Regions from separate parts of the Homo sapiens genome. Here region 1 is linked to region 2. A link is a loop called in an ENCODE intact Hi-C map of the cell type or tissue named here. Cell type or tissue: B cell. All regions are shown on one strand. Links, peaks and the distances in the headings refer to the core of each region. The heading gives the core; the rest is flanking DNA. Region 1 overlaps ARHGEF6 (Rac/Cdc42 guanine nucleotide exchange factor 6). Region 2 holds the start of HTATSF1 (HIV-1 Tat specific factor 1).

Region 1 (8,923 bases), core at 467-8,466, 270 kb before region 2:
ATTAACCATTCCTGCCTCCTTCCCCAATATACTTCTCAGCCTCTGGTAACCTGTCTTCTACTCTCTATGCCCATTAGTTCAATTGTTTTTATTTTTAGATCCCACAAATAAGTGAGGACATGTGATGTTTGTCTTTCTGTACCTGGCTTATTTCACTTAACATAATGATCTCTAGTTCCATCCATGTTGTTGCAAATGACTGATTCTCATTCTTCTTTATGGCTGAATAGTACTCCATTGTGTATACATACCACATTTTCTTTATCCATTCATTTGTTGGTGGACAGTTAGGTTGCTTCCAAATCTTAGCTATTTGTGAACAGTACTGCAACAAACATAGGAGCGCCGTTATCTCTTCCATATACTGATTTCCTTTCTTTTGGGTAACATACCCAGCAGTGGGATTGCTGGATCATATGGTAGCTCAATTTTCAGTTTTTCGAGGCACCTCCAAACTGTCCATAATGGTTGTATTAATTTACGTTCCCACCAGCAGTGTATGAGGGTTCCCTTTTCTCCACATCCTCTCCAGCATTTGTTATTGCCTGTCCAAAAGTTTTTAATTTTGATGAAGTCAAATTCATCTCTTTTGTTGCTTGTGCTTTTGGTGTCATATCTAAGAAACTCATAATCAAATGTCTTGAAGAATTTTTTTCCTGTTTTCTCCTAAGAATAATATAGTTTTACTTCTTACATTAAGGTCTTTGATCTATTTTGAGTTAATTTTTGTATATGGTAGGAGGTACGGGTCCAAATTCATTCTTTTGCATATGCACATCCAGTTGTTTCAGTAACATTTGTTGAAAAGACAACATTAGCCAATTCCTCCATTGAACTGATTAATGTAGCTACGTAGTAAGTTTTAAAAGCGGGTCCTTCAACTTTGTTCTTCATTTTCAAAATCACTTTGGCCATTCTGGATCCCTCGCATGTCCATATGAATTTTAGGATCAGCTTGTCAATTTCTACAAAAAAGGCCAGCTGAGATTTTGATAGTGATTGTGTTCAATCTATAGATTGCTTTGGAGAGTGTTGCCATCTTAATAATATTAAATGTTTGAATCCATGAACATGGGATGTATTTCCACTTATTTGTCTTATGGGATGTATTTCCACTTATTTGTCTTTAGTTTCATTCAGCAATATTATGTACTTTTCAGTGTACATGTCTTATACCTGCTTGGTTCAATTTATTCCAAAGGATTTTATTATTTTTGGTGTTATAAAAAAATAGGATTGTTTTCTTGATTTGGTATTTAAATTGTTCACTGCAAGTGTATAGAAATATAATTATTTTTTTGAGACAAGGTCTTACTCTGTTGCCCAGGCTGGAGTGCAGTGGTGTGATTACAGCTCACTGCAGTCTCAAACTCCTGGGCTCAGGTGATTGTCCTACCTCAGCCACCTGAGTAGCTGTGACCACAGGTGTGGAGCACCATGCTTGGCTAATTTTTGTATTTTTTATAGATACAGGGTTTCACAATGTAGCCCAGGCTGGTCTCGAGCTCCTGAGCTCAAGTGATCCACCTGTCTTTGGCCTCCCAAAGTGCTGGGATTACAGGTGTGAGCCACGGTGCCTGCCCTATTGATTTTTTAATATTCATCTTGTATTCTTCACTTCCAAGAACTTATTCATTAGTTTGAATAGTTTTTTAGTGGATTCCCATATGGTTTTCTTATACAAGAGTATGCCATTGGTGAATAGAGATAGTTTTACTTCTTCCTTTACAATCTGGATGCCTTTTATTTCATTTTCTTCCCTAATTTTTCTGGCTGGAACCTCTGGTACAATGTTTAATAGAAGTGATGAGAGCAGACAGTCTTTCACCATTGAGTACGATGTTAGATGTGGGTTTTTGGTAAATGGCCTTTATCAGATTGAGGTTTCTTTATATTCTGAGTTTGTTATAAGTGTTTTGTTTTGTTTTTTATCATGAAAAGAGTTGGATTTTGTCAAATGCTTTTTCTACGTCTGTTAAAATGATCACTGGTTTTTGTTTGTTATTATATTTGTATGCTGTATTACATCAATTGATTTTCATATATTAAATCAATCTTGCATTCCTGGGATAAAACCCAGTAGATCATGTTATATATGCACATAGAAATTTGTGCACATCAGTGATTATTCTTGAAGGATCTTTCTTCACAGAAATGGGATTACTGTGTAAAATTGTGATAGATAATGTCAAATTGCCCTTCAAAAATGTTATACCAAGTTACACTCTCAGCAATAGTGTAAACAGTGTCTTCTTCCTGTCCCTGGCAACACTGGATATTATTTGTCTTTAATGTTTGCTAAACTGATGGATGAAAATGGCATTTCATTTATTGCTGTAATTTGTATTTCATGATTACTAATGAGTTTGGACATCCTCTTATCCCTTTATAGTCTATTTGTATTTCCTTTTTGTGAACCAAATATATCTTTCTTACTTTCTTACAGAATGGAGAAGGCAGGGAAAATACTCAGGTCCCAAGTGAAGTTTCCAGAATATATGGAAGAATCCTCCTGTCTAGGTAGAGGGTCACTGATGTCTCTCAACAACACAAGTTCTAGCAATGGCAGTTTTATTTTTGTGTTGCCCCTGAAGTTGCTGAGAGTTGGGGACACCTACAATTCTTCCGATCAGTCAAGAATGGCCTGGGTAGTACCTCTTTGATTGCATTGTCCTGGCTACAACTACATGACCGACTGGTCTCTGAAAGCTCTAAACCTATGGTTTTCCTGTTAGCCAACCCTTTCCTCTGCCTTATCCCCAGAAGGTAATCTGCCTTTGTCCTCTTCCACCATTACTACCAACCCATTGCCAGGGACACCCTACCATCTCCTATTCTGCTCCTGAGCCAAGTTTATTATTTATTTATTTATTTTTATTTATTTTTGAGATGGAGTCTCGCTCTGTCACCCAGCTGGAGTGCAGTGGCGTGATCTAGGCTCACTGCAGCCTCCACCTCCCGGGTTAAAGTGATTCTTGTGCCTCAGCCTCCCAAGTAGCTGGGATTACAGGTGCCCGCCATCATGCCCCGCAAATTTTTGTATTTTTAGTAGAGACAGGGTTTCGCCCTGTTGGCCAGGCTGGTCTCGAATTCCTGACCTCAAGTGATCCACCTGCATCTGCCTCCCAAAGTGCTGGGATTATAGGCAGGAGCCACCGCACCCAGCCCCAAGTTTATTTTTTTTTAAAGATATTTTATTCTGGAAGGATTTCACTGAATGTATATGAGATTCAATTAGTACTTATTTCACTTTCTTTCTTCCTCCTTCCCTCTCTTCCTCCTCTCTTTCCCCCTCTCTTACTCTCTCTCCCTCTCTTTCTCCCCCTCTCTCTTTCTTTCTTTCCAGTACCAGCTGGTAGCAGTATGTTTTTTTCTCTGCCCCCACCCCCTCATTCCCTCCTGTCTCCCTGAGTCACTCCATCTGCCTTGTCACCGGAACAGCAGGGGTGCCCTCCCCAAAGTGAGGCTTGTGGGATGGACGATTTGCCATTTCCCAGGGGCTGCTCTGCAGGGAAGCAGTTCTGAAAGTAAGGCAGCTCTACTAATGATCATGAGTCAAGACTAAATATCTAGCAGCGCGGTGCCTCCTGGGAGGAGTTAGGCACAAGGCCCGGCCTAACCACTACAATTACCAGTAGTTGTAACGGGTATCAGCAGATCTTGCTTCAAGCCCTGACCCTGCCACTTGTGTGAAGTCAGGATCTCCTTTCCCAGGCCTCAGTTGAGTCATCTGTAAAATGAGGAGACTAGAGTAGGGGTTGGGTAATGTCTAATGGTTGTAATGTCTGTTTTTAACTTGCCCATTTCCATCAGTTTCCGCTAGGCAAAGCTTTGCATATTTAGCTGCTCAGTTGGAACTAGTAGGAAGACCAAAGAGGATTTTGGCAAGTTCTTTTCTTCTGTTGTGCAAATCTGACATGCTTAATGGAATTTCCAAGAGTTACATTAAATGTCACCCATGAGTCTGGCTATCCTAATGTTTTACAGATTGCATCGTATTTCTGTAAAAATTAGACATTGAATAAGATTTTAAATATTTCCCATCTATCATGAACATTTTCGTTCTCTCTCAAAGAGACTATTTGATTTGGGGCCTGTTATCAGAGAGGCCGGGAAGGGCATCTAGGATAGTTGGAGGAAGGGTGGTATGTGAAGGGCCTCTGGAGAGCCAACGCTTCTCGGGTGTCTCAGCGGCTCACCATAGAGTTTGGGGGTTCTGAGTTGCATCTGGGGGTGAGGGAGGAAGCAGGCCACCAGAAAGGGCTAGTCCATGAGTCCGGGAATCCCGCCCGAAGCTCTGGCAGTGACCCGCAACATGCCAGGCACCGGCAGCCCTCGGGTAGGGGCTGAAGCGGGCGGCAGCAGCATGCGCAGTGTGGCCGCCGCGGGTACACCGCGGCTTTTGCTGCTGCCACAGCTACCAGGGCTGCTGCTGCTGCTGCTGCTGCTGCTGCTGCTCTGCCTGCGCCGCTGTCACTTCCAGTTCCTACTTCTGCGATCCAGGTCCGGGTCACTGCTTACCCGCTGCTGGCCCAGTGCCTCCAGGCCGCTTTCCCTCCGCTGCTCGGCTCCGGCTGCGGGCAGGAGGGGACCGGCGCGGGTAGCTGAGCGTGGTCTGGAGAAGCTTCGCGGGCTGGCTCCCCCGGCAGTCGCTCCCCTCCACTCGCCACCCCGCGCACCCTCGCCCGGCTCGCAGCCAGCGCACCCAGCGGGGCGCGCCTCCGGCACCCCCAGTTCGGCCCCGCGATCCTCCGCCCGCCGAGCGGCACGGCTATGGCAACAAGAACTTGAGGACAAGACTCTGACTTCCCTTTAGATTAAAAAACAATCCCTGGGCTGGAGAGGTTGCGGGCGCGGCACAGAGTTTGGAGACGGGCGCCCCCTCCTCGCCCGCGTCCAGGCGCAAAGTTGCAGCCGCCCCTCCCCGCTGGGGCGAGCCTAGCCCAGCTCTCCAGTTTCGCCCTGGTGGCGGCCGCGCTCAGGGCAGGGTCCCAGCTCCGGCTGGGTTGATCTGTTCCCGCAGCCTTGGCACAGGCTTGCCCGCCCGCTCGCCGGCCCCGTGACTCGGGAGGGCGAACGGCTTCCAGGAGGCGGCGGCGGCGCGGCTGGAGTGAGGGAGCAGCTGGAGGACAGGCGGGCAGCGGCCGAGCCAGGTGACCTGCCTGGGGGCAAAAGGGTCAGGGGAAGGGGAGCGCGCGAGGGCCCGGGGGTGGGTGCCGAAGGACCCCCTTTGGAGAGGAACCGCCCTTCTTCCCCACTGCCGTGGCTCGCAGCCCCAGCTGCGGGGTCCGTTCTCTGCCAGGGCCTCACAGTTCGCTGAGATCCAGGGTGCCGGGAAGGGGGAGATGAGGGCCAAGGACGCAGAGCGAGGACGCGCCAAACTTAGGGGCGAGTTGTCCAGCTCTGGCCGCAAGGTTTGCATCCGACTGGATTCTTTCCTTCCCCCAGAACCAGAGCAGGAGTCAACAGTACCATTTTTAATACTACTGTGATGCCCTCCCAACCCCGAGCATCCATACATTTGGAGATGTTTTCTGCATTAAGTACAGAGATCTGTCGCAGGAATGGTTTGTAGATGGAAAAGACCTGTATTCTACAAGGTGTTCCAAAGTGCCTGTAGTTAATTACAAGTTTTCATTTTCCAGTCATTTAGGAACCCAACAGGTATTTGAGCTATTTCGTTTCTTAGCTCTGCAGCGGAGAGCCCTCAAGTTTATCTCTGCCTCTTCAAAGGTCTTATATTTTCATTTTTGATTTGTTATTGTTTTTGGATAGAGGGGTAACTCACATGATATTTTTCCCTTTTCTTAATGTGTAGTGGGAGTAAAAATACAGTAAATGAATATATTTTCCTCTGCAATTATGTATATTTTGGTCAATAAAAACTTTGCATAACCCCCCCCCAAAAAAAACCTCACAAAATAGGATAAATTTCAGTTTATGCTCTGTAAAGTATTAATAATTTTAAAGGCAAGATTCAAAGGTTCAAACTGTTTTTTTTTAAACTTATATTTGCCTGGAAAACTCATAGTGTCCTTGGACTTCCTATCTTAATTTTGACATTGACCATGGTAAGAGGATCTCTGATGACATCATTTGCTCCAGCCACAGTCTGGAATTCTGTGACTGAGAGCACCTCTCTCCAAAATGTAAGGCCTGGGCCTGCCCTTGTGCTTCAGCTGAGGCATTTCCAAGGATTTCTCTTCAGCAAAGTATTATGCTACATGCCAGGCAATGCTGCAGTCCCTTCTTACATAATAAGCCAGCTTCAGGCTGGTGTACTCTTTGGGTGTGCTTAGAGCAGTTAAAACAAGGGAGTGTTCTGTCTTAGTCTGGGTGCTGTGCAGATGATTGGAGTTTTGAACAAAGTAAATTTCCAGCTACTATTCTCATATTGCATTTCTTTGGTGCTTAATTTTTTGAATGCCTTCTAGTTATCTGAAACTCCCCGTGCCCTTGTAAAGGATGTAGGAGAGATGGCATTACTTTCACTTGACAAAGAAACAGAAAAGTTTAGTTAATCGAAGTCATACAGCTTATCACTGGTAGGATCAAAACTCTAACCTGGACCTCCTGCTTTCAGCCTAGGTTTTTTCTTTGTTCGTTTATTTTTACTAAAATGTGACATTTTATACAAAAGTGTTTTATGTGGCACATTTTATGGATGGTATGTCTTCCAAGCTACTAATTTTTTCTATTCTTTTTGCCTACTCACATCTCAGCCTTGTCTTTGCTTGTGCAGGGCTGGCGCTGTTCTTAGGGGTAAGGACAGGAGGAGAGTTTTTCAAAGGATGGTCTGTGGTTTCTATTTACCTACAGTCTGCCTCTTCTCTACTCACATTCAGGGAGAGCAGGTGCTGAATAGAGTGAGTAGCCAGGGCCCAGAAATTTCTGATATTCATTTGACATCATTAGTCCAAGTATAACATTACTTCAATCTTTACAAAGAAACTCATTCAGGAGAGGAAATTGAAGAGTATGAGTTTTGTTCTTTTATAGCAATCTGTTTATCACTGTGCTTAGGACCGTAGATGCAAAGGAGGAAAAGGAGTTGAGTATCTACCATTTCTCAGGCACCTCCTATGTTCCAGGCACTATGCTAGGTGCTTTAAATCTATTATCATATTTAGCCCTTGCAACACTCCTGGGAGGTAGGTGGCATTGTACTCATTATACCCTGGTGGAAACCAAGGTTTGGAGATGATCCAGACTGATGCCTCACACTGCCAGTGCAAAGAAGAACCGGAATGTAATCACTGATGTACCTGACTCCAGAACTCATTCCCTTTGCCTTGTGCTAGGCTGCTGTTGCCCCCAAAGCTATTGATAAATACAGGAACACCTAGCTCCTTTGTTTTCAGACATGGCTGTACATTGGAGTCACTTGGGATACTTTTTAAAAATACAAATTTTGGGGTCTTATAACCCAGAGATTTTGAGTTAATTGGTCCGCAATGAGGCCCAGCCACTGGTATTCCTTTTTTAAAAAAATGCTTAAATCAACTTTATATTTACATTCGGGAAATTGCACAAATCCTAAGTATATAGTTTGGTGAATCTTCGCAAACTGACACACTCATACAGTCTGCACCCTTATTAAGAAACAGAACAGGATTGGTGCCCAGAAGCTATCCTCGTGCCCCTTCCCAGTCACTATGCCTCACCAAGGGGCACTACTATCATGACTATCCACCACTATCGTAGTAGATACCCTGCCTTCCCACCTGTTTTGGTACTCTATATGAGCGGACTCATACAGTATGTACTTGTTTGTATGAGGTTTCTTTCACTCAGCATAATATTTGTACAAGTCACCCGTGTTGTTGCAGGTAGTAGTGGTTCACTTTTTTTCTTGCTGTATAATATTTCATTGTATGGATATACCATGTTTTGTTTTTCTATTCACTTGTTGATGGACATCTACATTGTTTCCAGTTTTTGTTTGCTGTGAACAATGCTGCTATGAAGATCCTCGTGAGTGTCTCCTGGAGAATATATACACCCATTTCTGTTGGGTTTATGCATTACAGTGTCACTGCTACGTCATAGGGTCTGCATGTGTTCAGCTTTAGTAGGTACTGTCCAGCCATTTCCCAAATCAGACAAGCCTTGTGATTTTTTTTTTTTTGAAAGCTCTGCAAGTGATTCTAATGTGTATCCAGAGTTGAGAACCATTTCCCTGGTTTATCCAGCGTTCAGCAACCTAGTGACCTCAACTGTCTGCCACTAAGCTGAGAACCATACAGAAGGAGATACCAACTTTCTTCTCAGCCTGGAATCTTCTGGACAGTCTTCTCAGCAAAATTGGGCAGCTTACACTTATTTTCCCATAATCCCTTGTGCCAAGCTACCTTTATACTGCTCGTCCACCCTTGCTTTGTTTTTTTTTGTGAACACATCTGCTAGTCTCAGAACTTTTCAAAGGTAGGAACTGGAGCCTGATCTTCTTTATTTTATTTCTTTATTTATTTTGAGACAGAGTCTCGCTCTGTTGCCCAGGCTGGAGTGCAGTGGTGCGATCTCTGCTCACTGCAACCTCTGCCTCCTAGGTACAAGCGATTCTCTTGCCTCAGCTTCCTGAGTAGCTGGGATTACAGGCACATACCACCACGCCCGGCTAATTTTTGTATTTTTCATAGAGATGGGGTTTCACCATATTGGCCAGGCTGGTCTTGAACTCCTGACCTCAAGTGATCCACCCGACTTGGCTTCCCAAACTGCTAGGATTACAGGCGTAAGCCACCGTGCCCGGCCGTGATCATCTTTATAACCCTAGCGCCCAGTACAGGACATGGCACAGAGCAAGTGCTTAGGAAGGGTTTGTTAGATGAAAGATTGATAGAATGACTGAGTACTCAGAGAAGATCTGGGCTGCAAAGGAGACATCCCATCTTTGCACTAAGAATTATGTACTTTATTCATA
Region 2 (8,923 bases), core at 285-8,284:
ACATGTATGGATTCCAGGTCTTAGAGAAAGGACAGTTATCAGCCCTATACAAACAGAGTCAAAGATCAGAGGACCTGTAGAAAAGAAAAATGGATAACTGAACTCAGCTGCTCACATATATGGGTCCTGGAATAATTCACTATATTTTCCTGGAACTCAATTTACTGTTTTGACAATCTTGTACTTCTATGGGTCTCAAAACTCAATTTTTTTCCTTTAAAAATTTAAAAAATCTAACAGAACTCCCTAAGAATCTGTTCGCAGATTTTTTAATAATCCTTAAAGAACTTATAAAACCCTCAAATCTCCTTACATTTGAACATTACAAAACTACCATCCTAAAATGGTCATGCTCATGTCCCATAACCATCACGTTTAAGATTCAGGTCAAAAACCTATTTCCCAAAAAGCTGTCAGCTTAATCCTACTCTCTTCTGATCTCACTGGAATACTGTATACTCACAACACACCTGTGGTGTTTGTACTTTTGCTTTACCATTTTGACTTTACTCTGTAATTATTTCCAGGTTTGACTTATGTACATGTCATCATTTGTTCTGTACCCTGTGATAATGTATAACACATGCTCCTAAGGTGGCAGGTGTTCCAGAAATGATGGCTGCCTCTGGCATTGAGGTTTCTTTGTGTAATTTATGGTACTATGACTACATGAAGTTCTGCAAATTTCTCTTAATACCACTCTCTCTTTTCTCACATTCAAAAAAATATTTTAAAGCAGTAAGAATAAGCTATCGTCTCCTTCATGGTCTAATTCAAGGGTCAGAAAAATCCTTTTGTTAAAGGGCCAGTTCGTAAATATTTTAGGCTTTGTAGGCCACAAGGTCTGTGCTGCAACCACTCAACCCTATCAGTGAAACACAAAGGCAACCATAGACAAATGCATAAATGAATTAGTGTGGCTGTGTTCCATAAAGCTGTATTTACCAAAACAGAGCCCGAGTTTGCTGAACCCTGGTGTAATTCATTCCAATGGACAACTAAAATGTTACTGGCTTTTTTTCTTCTTGAATTTTTAAAATGTAGTCTGAATTGACTGTACACATCAATAAAAAAATCTTTCTAGTGAGAATTTTTCAAGACAGAAGAAGCACTCCAGTCGCATACTTATATAATACTTTTACCTGATAACATATTTTCTTAAAACAAGTGAATAATCTTACCAATGTGATACACACAGGTACTAACTGAAATTTCAGTTTTCTTCATATCCTGTTTTGAACAGTTCTTGGTGTTGGTTATCATCTATAGAAATTATAGCCCTGGTTCCTGAGTTAAAAACGAAGATACAAGAAACTTATTTGATCATACAACTTACTTTCAAATAACAGCAAAGACCGTCTCCTTTAAGATTTCCTTGATTATCTTTGTAAAGTTTGACCTTAAATTCTTCTGTCTGAGGATCTCTCATAATAATGCCAAACTTGGACATAAGTTGTATAAATTCATCCACTGTAATATCTGGAGGCAAACCTGTCATTTAAGAAAAATTAAAAAACATTTATAATTGATAATGAAGGTGAATTACTTAGCATTCTACCAATTAGAAATCTATAACTTAGGTGAATGCAATGTTGATTTTCTAAATGTATGTAAAAGTTTTACATTTACGGAACTGAAGAAATTTCACATTTTTGTGTGTTCAAATATACATTAAAATTATGCTTTCTTGAGGGCCTCACTGAATGGGAAGGGACACACTGCTGTAAGTTACATTAACCAGGCCTAAAGGTTGGTATGCAAAGTTACACACTAAATTTCTTGGTTCTGTAATGAACACACATATTCCTTACTAATATAAATGGCTGAACAAAAAATGACACAATGATAAAAAATGGACTCTGGAGAAACTGAAAGCTAAAAATCACTTCGTGAAAAATCTCAAAATTAAGTATTTCCTACCTTAAACCTGTTTAAAAAGTTATACATACCAGACACGTATACATTTGTATTTCTGTCTTCTTCAACATGAAACCATCCTAGAAATCAAAATTAATTAAATAAATAAAACACTTGCAAAAAAAGATAAGAGTCATATTATGGAATCTTGACAAAGCAGCAGTTTCTTGAAACTTCCAGGACGACCTTTCTGTTACTCTTAAAAGACCAAGATAAACTAACTCAAATCACTACCCAGCTTTCAAAAGATTTAAATCTTTTGAGAAATAATTAGTTTTAGAGCCCTATCTGGAAAAAAGATGGCCAGTTTATCTTGATTCTTTATAACTGACACTACCTTAAAGAAAAAACTCACCTTATTCCTTCAAAGCTATTATAATTCTCGAAAAAGCAACTGTACCTATGCACACCCATATTTTTAATTTTTACACTTAAAATTTGTAAGCTAGAACCACTTACCTGACTCAGCCTTTCTTTTTTCTCCCTTCTTTCTGGCATCAGTGGGTTCCGGGGCTTTTTCTTGTGGAGGTTCCTCTGCAGTCCTAGCATGGACATCTTCAACATTTGCGGTAGAACTAGATGCGCCATCGTTAGAGAAGCCATAATTGGCCTGATATGTAGCAATGAAATCTTCAGTAATCTACACAAGCAATTCAACAGACCCGGACAGAGAAATTCAAAATTATTTCCACTCATAAGAAGTTTAAATTGTGTTTTTACAGCATAGTTATACAACTTAACACAAAAGTGTTTCTGTGGATAATAGTTGTAGTTATTAAGGTATAAATGCAAGAATAGTCACCTTCTATAGAAAATTGTGCATACGGTGATAAAAAATAAGACACAAGTACTTAGATGATCAATGCAAAAGTCTGAGATACGATTTAAAGCATTTTAAGTGATGCTGGCACCTTTTCTAGTTGTTTCATTTATTAATTACTACCTCTCTACACTACTTGACTAAGGCTACAAATACATACAACAAAGGAAGAACCAGATAATAAAACAATAAAAACCAACAGTCAATGAATAATCTAACCACAGAATCCAATTTTCTCTTACTGTACAGATGCACCAATATACATGTACAATAAGTACTTAAATATCTGTATGCAGAGAGCACACAGAACAGAACTCTGATTTGGTATATAAAGAATGGGGTTAACAATTGTAAAACTAAATGCTCATTTTAACTTTATCACAAATTAAATGACGTTATATTTTAGTATCAGAACAAATTAAAGACAAATCCAACTCATATCTATCTTCCTCCCCTTTGGGGGAAAAGCGTTATTGCAAAACGAAAGAAATATAGTTATATCATCATACCAATCAATATTAGGCAGGCATGGAATGGGGAAAATGTAAAACCCAAAGTTTGAAGAGGTATGGGCTTCAACAACATAAAAGGATAAAGTCACACATTAATCCATTATCACACCTTTGTTAAAAGTATTCAGAATGCTGAAGAAACCAAATCTGCACTCAAACTAGCACTACCAACACAGAAGTGAAATCGTAAATTTTAACAATCTGGAGGGATTGGAATATATATACAAATACAGAATGGGAAAGAAAAGTTGCAAAAGAATTTTTACAATAGCAGTCCAGTCGCGCAGTGGAGACAGGTTTTGTATCATTGACTTGCAAGTCAATTTGTGTGCTATTAGTGTGCCCTTTCCTGCTCATGAGAGCCAGATTAAAAGGGCACTTTTACCACAAAGTTTACAGAATCAAGTTTAACATTAGTTATTTTACTTCGAAGCTGAAATAAAAATACTTAGCAATTTCCAAGTATTCCAAACAAACATACACAGATTTTCCATCTGTATTCTGTGTATCTCCAGTCTTATTCCTGTGGTTATATGGTTCAAACATATATGCCTAGGGACAAAATTTACTAGGAAAGTAAAGCAAGGTGCAAAGAAAGTTCAATTAGTAAAGCTATATAAACAGCTACTTTAAAAAAGAAATCAAGAAACTGCATTTTGCACATAGTACATAAGCTAAACATCTGAGTTCCTAGGACAAGTGGGGTTGGCTACCAGAAATGGACAGCTACTAAATTTGTTCTTGGTATTTTTCCTCTTTGCAATAAAAAGCAGTCATGTAATAATCAACTGTGACCTTCACAGACAAGATTAATAAAGCATAGAAAAGACTTAAAAATTACATTTAAGACACTACCCTAAAGATTTACGTTCTTTTACACATCGGTGCCCCAACAAACACAACAAAAAGAAGCGTCGCTATTCAAGGGGGCTAGGACCAAGGACCAAGGATCTCAGCAAAGCAAACGTAAAAGGAGTGCCCCGCGAGGCTGGCCAGGCGGCCCGCTCTGCAGTGGCGCCCGTGGCACTCTCCTACCTTGGGGAACCAAGCCTTTTTGTCCAGGTCCCACTCGTAGGGAGTGTCCGTCGGCTGCTGCCCGAGAGAATCGGGTTCTCCGCCGGCATCGGTCTGGGTGTCACCATCCTTGCCGTCTCCGTACAATTCTTGCATTCGCAACTGCTCATCAAACTCATCGTTCCCATCCAAGTTGGTGCCGCTCATGTTTCCTACCTAGCTCAGGAGCAGGGTTCAGAAGAACTAAGAGGCCGAAATGACGCTGGAGCTGAGCAGAGAAAGGGAGGTCAACCGCGCTCTGCTCGCGCCCCGCCGCCCCCCGGCCCGCCTCCCCGCTGCGCCCCAGCAGTCCCCGGGAAATCGCGGCCGCTCGGCGGCTGCACCGCCCCCCTCTCTGCCCGCCCACCGCGCGCGCGCGCTGATGCTGTGAGCTCGGCCGCGCCGCCGCCCACCTGGCTTGCTCCGCCGGGCCTCGGCACCGCCGCTAGGTCCAGGGCGCTGCGGGAGCGCGCAGGCGCGCTGCCGCCGCCGCCACCGCCGCCGCCGCCGACCGGATCTGAGGCGACTGCGGCTCCCTCGGCAACGTCAGGAAATTACTTCTAAACTAAGCCCTGCTCAGGCCGACGCAGCCGCCATTGTCGGCGCGTGGCGACGTCGCGGGTCGCGCCGACACGCCCACTATGGCGTCAAAAAGCGCCGACGCCGGCATGCGGCGCGAGGCCCGGGGAGGCGGGGCGCCGGGGTTGGGGGGACCCGCTGCTGCTGCGCGTCGACGCCCACCGGGGTCGGGTTTGGGGCGGGGCGAGGGCCACTGGGATCCCGCGGCGCCTCAAGGGCCTTGAGCTCCGCGGGGTCCCCGGCGGATCGGCCGGCCCGGGAGGGAAACGGAAGGAAGGCGTGGGAATATTCCCTCGCGGGGGTGGCCGGGCGGGTTTCGCGAGGGCGCCATCTTAGGGGAGTGGGTGGGGCGGACAGGACAAATTTCTCTGGCTTCGAGAAAACGACGCGCCTCCTTCGCCCAAAGGCCCCTCCCCCGCTCAGGAACCGCGTCTTTTACTTGTTTCTTTACGACACCCGGGGATAGACACCGGATCTTGTTCATCTTGGTAGCCTAAACTCCTGGCACCGGCTCTGGTGTCTAATGCGGAATGAGCGAATGAATGAACGAATGAGGGGTAGAAGGGCCAACTTTCTTTTTCTGGTGTCAGCCTTCTCCTTTATCGGTCTCATACCTTCCTCTGGCTGGAGTTCGACTCCGTGGGAAGGATGGAAAGGGCAGCAGTTGCCTGCCTCTTGTACTGCAGATTTCAGTGGCGCTCGAGCTTCGAACTTGAAACTTAAGCATAAATGTAAACATCCCAGTGTAAACACCAGCTTTATTGGCCGGGAAACTCCGCTTCTTTGTCATTCTTTTAGAAAGACACAGCATACTTTTTGTTCTAAACAGAACTTTGTTTTCAGGAATTACACTCATTGCTGAAAAGGAAAAGGTCCATATTTTTAAGTTGGGCAGGTATTTATTGAGCCCCTACTAAGTGCAGGGCACTGCGTGAGGCTCTGGCGACCCAGGAGTTGACAAGACAGGCACAGCTCAGGGGAGACAGAATTAAGATGGTTGGCACCTGACAGATATGAGATGCTGGAGGACAGCAGTTCTCAAACTTTTTGGTTCCAGGTCCTCTTTACACTAAAACATTGAAAACCCCAAAAAACGTTTGTTTGTGGTTTATACTTACCAATATTTCTGCACAAAAATGAAAGCGGCTGTTAAAAAATACTAATTCATTAAAATAATAAGGAACCCATTAGTGTAAACATAAATATCATAACCCGGGCTTGAGGTCCGGGAAAACCTTACCAGAAGAAATTATTTCACTATTCCAGTGACCTTCACTTCTAAACATAGCAGTTGAGTACTACTTCTAGAAAATCCTGGCTCCCCACACACCAGTTGTGTGAATCTATGGTTTCAACGATAACAACAGTTTTTAATAGTTTGGGTTAGTTTTTTTTTAAATTACATTTCTTTTTCATGAAGTTCTCATTCTGGCAGGAACTCTTGGAGAACTGAATTTGTGTGCACTTTTATGATATAGGTAATGTGAGTTTTATTAGGCTTAAACTTTGCTAAATATTTTTTCCTGGATCCAAAAATAGCATACAGCTGTTTTCAGCAATGTGTTATTGGGCTCCCATTTCATTCCCGAGTTCACAGCATAGGTGATAATATGCGACACCACCCTACTGCACATATCATTGAGTGCCGGCTCTACCACAACCGTCTTTTGAGCAGGTGACTTAAAGGGTTCCTTATGCTTATGTCCCATGTCACCCAGCCATCCTGGCCCAAAGGCTGCCCAGGGTCTGTGTGGTGACCTGGCAGATAGCTCTGCATTCTAGACTGGATTTGACTGAGCCAGTAAGAACCTCTCCCAGAAAGTTTGAGTATGGAACATACAGGGATGTGGTCAGAGTAGCAAAGAAGCAAGGAGATACTCCCAGGGAAGGTAAAAGGCAGAACAGAGGCCTGCTGTGGAGAAGTTCCCCACGGGTGAGAGGAGCAGCTGAAGCAGCGAAGAAGGGTCACTGAGTCACTATACTAGTGAGGCAGTGGAGTTGAGAGGTACACACATTGTACCTGTAATGGCATTCTGTTTGGTCGTGAGAACTGGCAGTTTATAATTGCACAATGCTGTGGTCTCTGTGAGGCCTGGTTCCTATTTTTTCTCATTTCCCTGCATATTCATAGAATAACTCCCTAATGACTGAGGTAATCTGAAAGCATCTCTGTCTTTGTAACCTGTCTTTTACAAGTTTTTTTTCTTGCAAGTTATAGAAACACTCGAGGTAACAAAAAAAAAGGGGGGTGGGTTATAAAGATAGGGGCGGCTACTGAAACTCCAGGACTGCAGTGTAGATGGGCCACATAAAGGGATGCTGGACCTAGGAAGAATCTACATAGCTGGCTTCTCTCTGAATATGTGCTTCATTCTTCCCTCTGACCTTTATATGGGGTGATCTGTGTTGTACTTCTGCCCTAATAGGCCACAGCCTTCTTGGTGGATAAATATACATTAACCTACAAAAGCAGAGACTGCACTCCAGATAGGACTCACCTATCTGGCCTAAGAACTCTTTCTGAAAAATTACTGAACTATACCAAATCAGATTTTTAAAAAATGGTCCCTTCAAGCCCACTCTGTCCAGGAATTTTCCTATCCCCACATCCTATAATCTCAAGGCTTAGTGGAACTAAAAAGACTCCTTTCTGACAAAAAGATCGATGAATTCCTGACCTAAGATGACTCAAACTGCAGAAATTCTGCAAACCCAAATTTGCTATTTTCAGCAGAAAAGCGAGTCGTTAAGTGTTTTGTAGTGCTTTCACCTTCAATGATGAAGACTTACCTGCTGGACGTTTTGGTAATGCCTAACTTCGTGACTGTGTTTTCATGCTTTGTGGAGTATTACTGTATTATGTTCCATGTTTTAAGTCTTGGGTCAGGGAAGACCCCGAGCAACACTGAGATGTATACAGAATTTATTTTGTATATATCCCAGCTATCCACGCCATTTAGAATTCTCTCCAAAGAAATGAAATTTTCCATAGAAACATTTCTGGAACCACAAAAGTCAGTGTGAAAAAAATTGTGGCTATTAGGGCCTACTTGTAAGGTTAGCCATGACAAGGATAATCTGTTGAAAAAGAGACCACCCTCTCAAAAATCAAAGCAAAGCTGTGAATTTTAAGCCAACTACAACTACGGATGGAAGGAGGCTGATGCCCTACACAGCCATTTAGGGAATTATTTTATATCCCTAACTCACCTAAGGATTGCTGAGAATGGAAAAAAAAAAAGTTCTTTGAGTTCTAGTTTTATGAACTTCCAAAAAGCTGTCTTCACTTTAGTATTCTGGTACTTTTATCAAGTTATATCTGAAAAGTTATTAGAGTTTAGGAGAGTAAAGATGTAATTTTTACTCAGAGTGAGGAAAATAGTAAGATTGTTTTAGGGCTCTGTGACTTGAAAGTAACATTTTGGAATTAAAATGGGTTCCGTTATATTCTGTCAGAAATACTGTTTTTAGAATATAAAGTTACACAGAGTCATTTAAAACTTTATTTCATATTTATTTGTTTTTCCACACGTGTTACAGTGTCCACTTTAAAACAATACTAATACAGTATCACACCCCCCGCCCAACTTTAAGTAAACCAATTTTACAGAAAGTTAAAGTCTAATGTTAATATGTATTACCTTTTGGAGCCACATCATTAGCAAAAGTTCACGACTCCACAAGCCATTTAAAGAAAGCTCAGCATTACCAAAAGCACACTCAAACATTGTTTTTTTTTTTAAATACAAATTTACCTATAGTGCCAAACATGTTTAAATTTGCTCCAAAAATTTTTCTGAAACCACAGGTCTAAATCTGACACGTCTATTGACAAGAGTTTTTTTTTTTAAAACAATAATTATTAACAAGTGAATGATGTTAGCAGGTAGGAGCACAGGATAGAAAATCAGAACTTTCCATCTGATTTCCATGGGCAGAGATTAATTAGGCCATACACTTACAGGACTTAGGCACCCATTGGGTTTAATAAAGTCAAGCAGGAAGATGATCTGATCACAATTGCACACCCAGGGGTTAGGGA

The links. A loop is a pair of places that touch in the nucleus more often than their neighbours do. Peaks named below come from ENCODE experiments on the same cell type or tissue, not always from the same donor. Only the 100,000 strongest peaks of a DNase experiment are listed, where the experiment ranks them.
Region 1: a loop joins it to region 2, with 4 times the contacts of the local background. A loop is called at or near these places in 2 of 110 quality-filtered maps.

What each region holds. Positions count from the first base shown.
Region 1 is chrX:136,763,374-136,772,296 of GRCh38, reverse strand. The region is part of intron 2 of ARHGEF6 (Rac/Cdc42 guanine nucleotide exchange factor 6); the gene reads left to right. Among named protein-coding and RNA genes, the nearest start is that of ARHGEF6, 13 kb to the left of the region's middle. RefSeq lists an enhancer at 3,761-3,870 and silencers at 4,603-4,882, 4,893-4,942, 4,800-4,968, 4,973-5,022, 5,083-5,212. In B cell, for the core only: a CTCF peak has its summit at 4,893; DNase peaks (open chromatin) are centred at 3,696 and 4,486; H3K4me3 peaks cover 1,626 bases; H3K27ac peaks cover 1,990 bases.
Region 2 is chrX:136,493,232-136,502,154 of GRCh38, reverse strand. HTATSF1 (HIV-1 Tat specific factor 1) reads right to left here and starts at 4,563. Exons shown (of 9, transcript NM_014500.5): 1 at 4,285-4,563; 2 at 2,377-2,557; 3 at 1,950-1,997; 4 at 1,337-1,491. The coding sequence starts at 4,470. It overlaps BRS3 (bombesin receptor subtype 3), which reads right to left. Exons shown (of 3, transcript NM_001727.2): 3 at 8,375-8,923. RefSeq lists a silencer at 4,553-5,222. In B cell, for the core only: no CTCF peak of the experiment used is centred there; DNase peaks (open chromatin) are centred at 4,854 and 5,244; H3K4me3 peaks cover 2,273 bases; H3K27ac peaks cover 2,166 bases.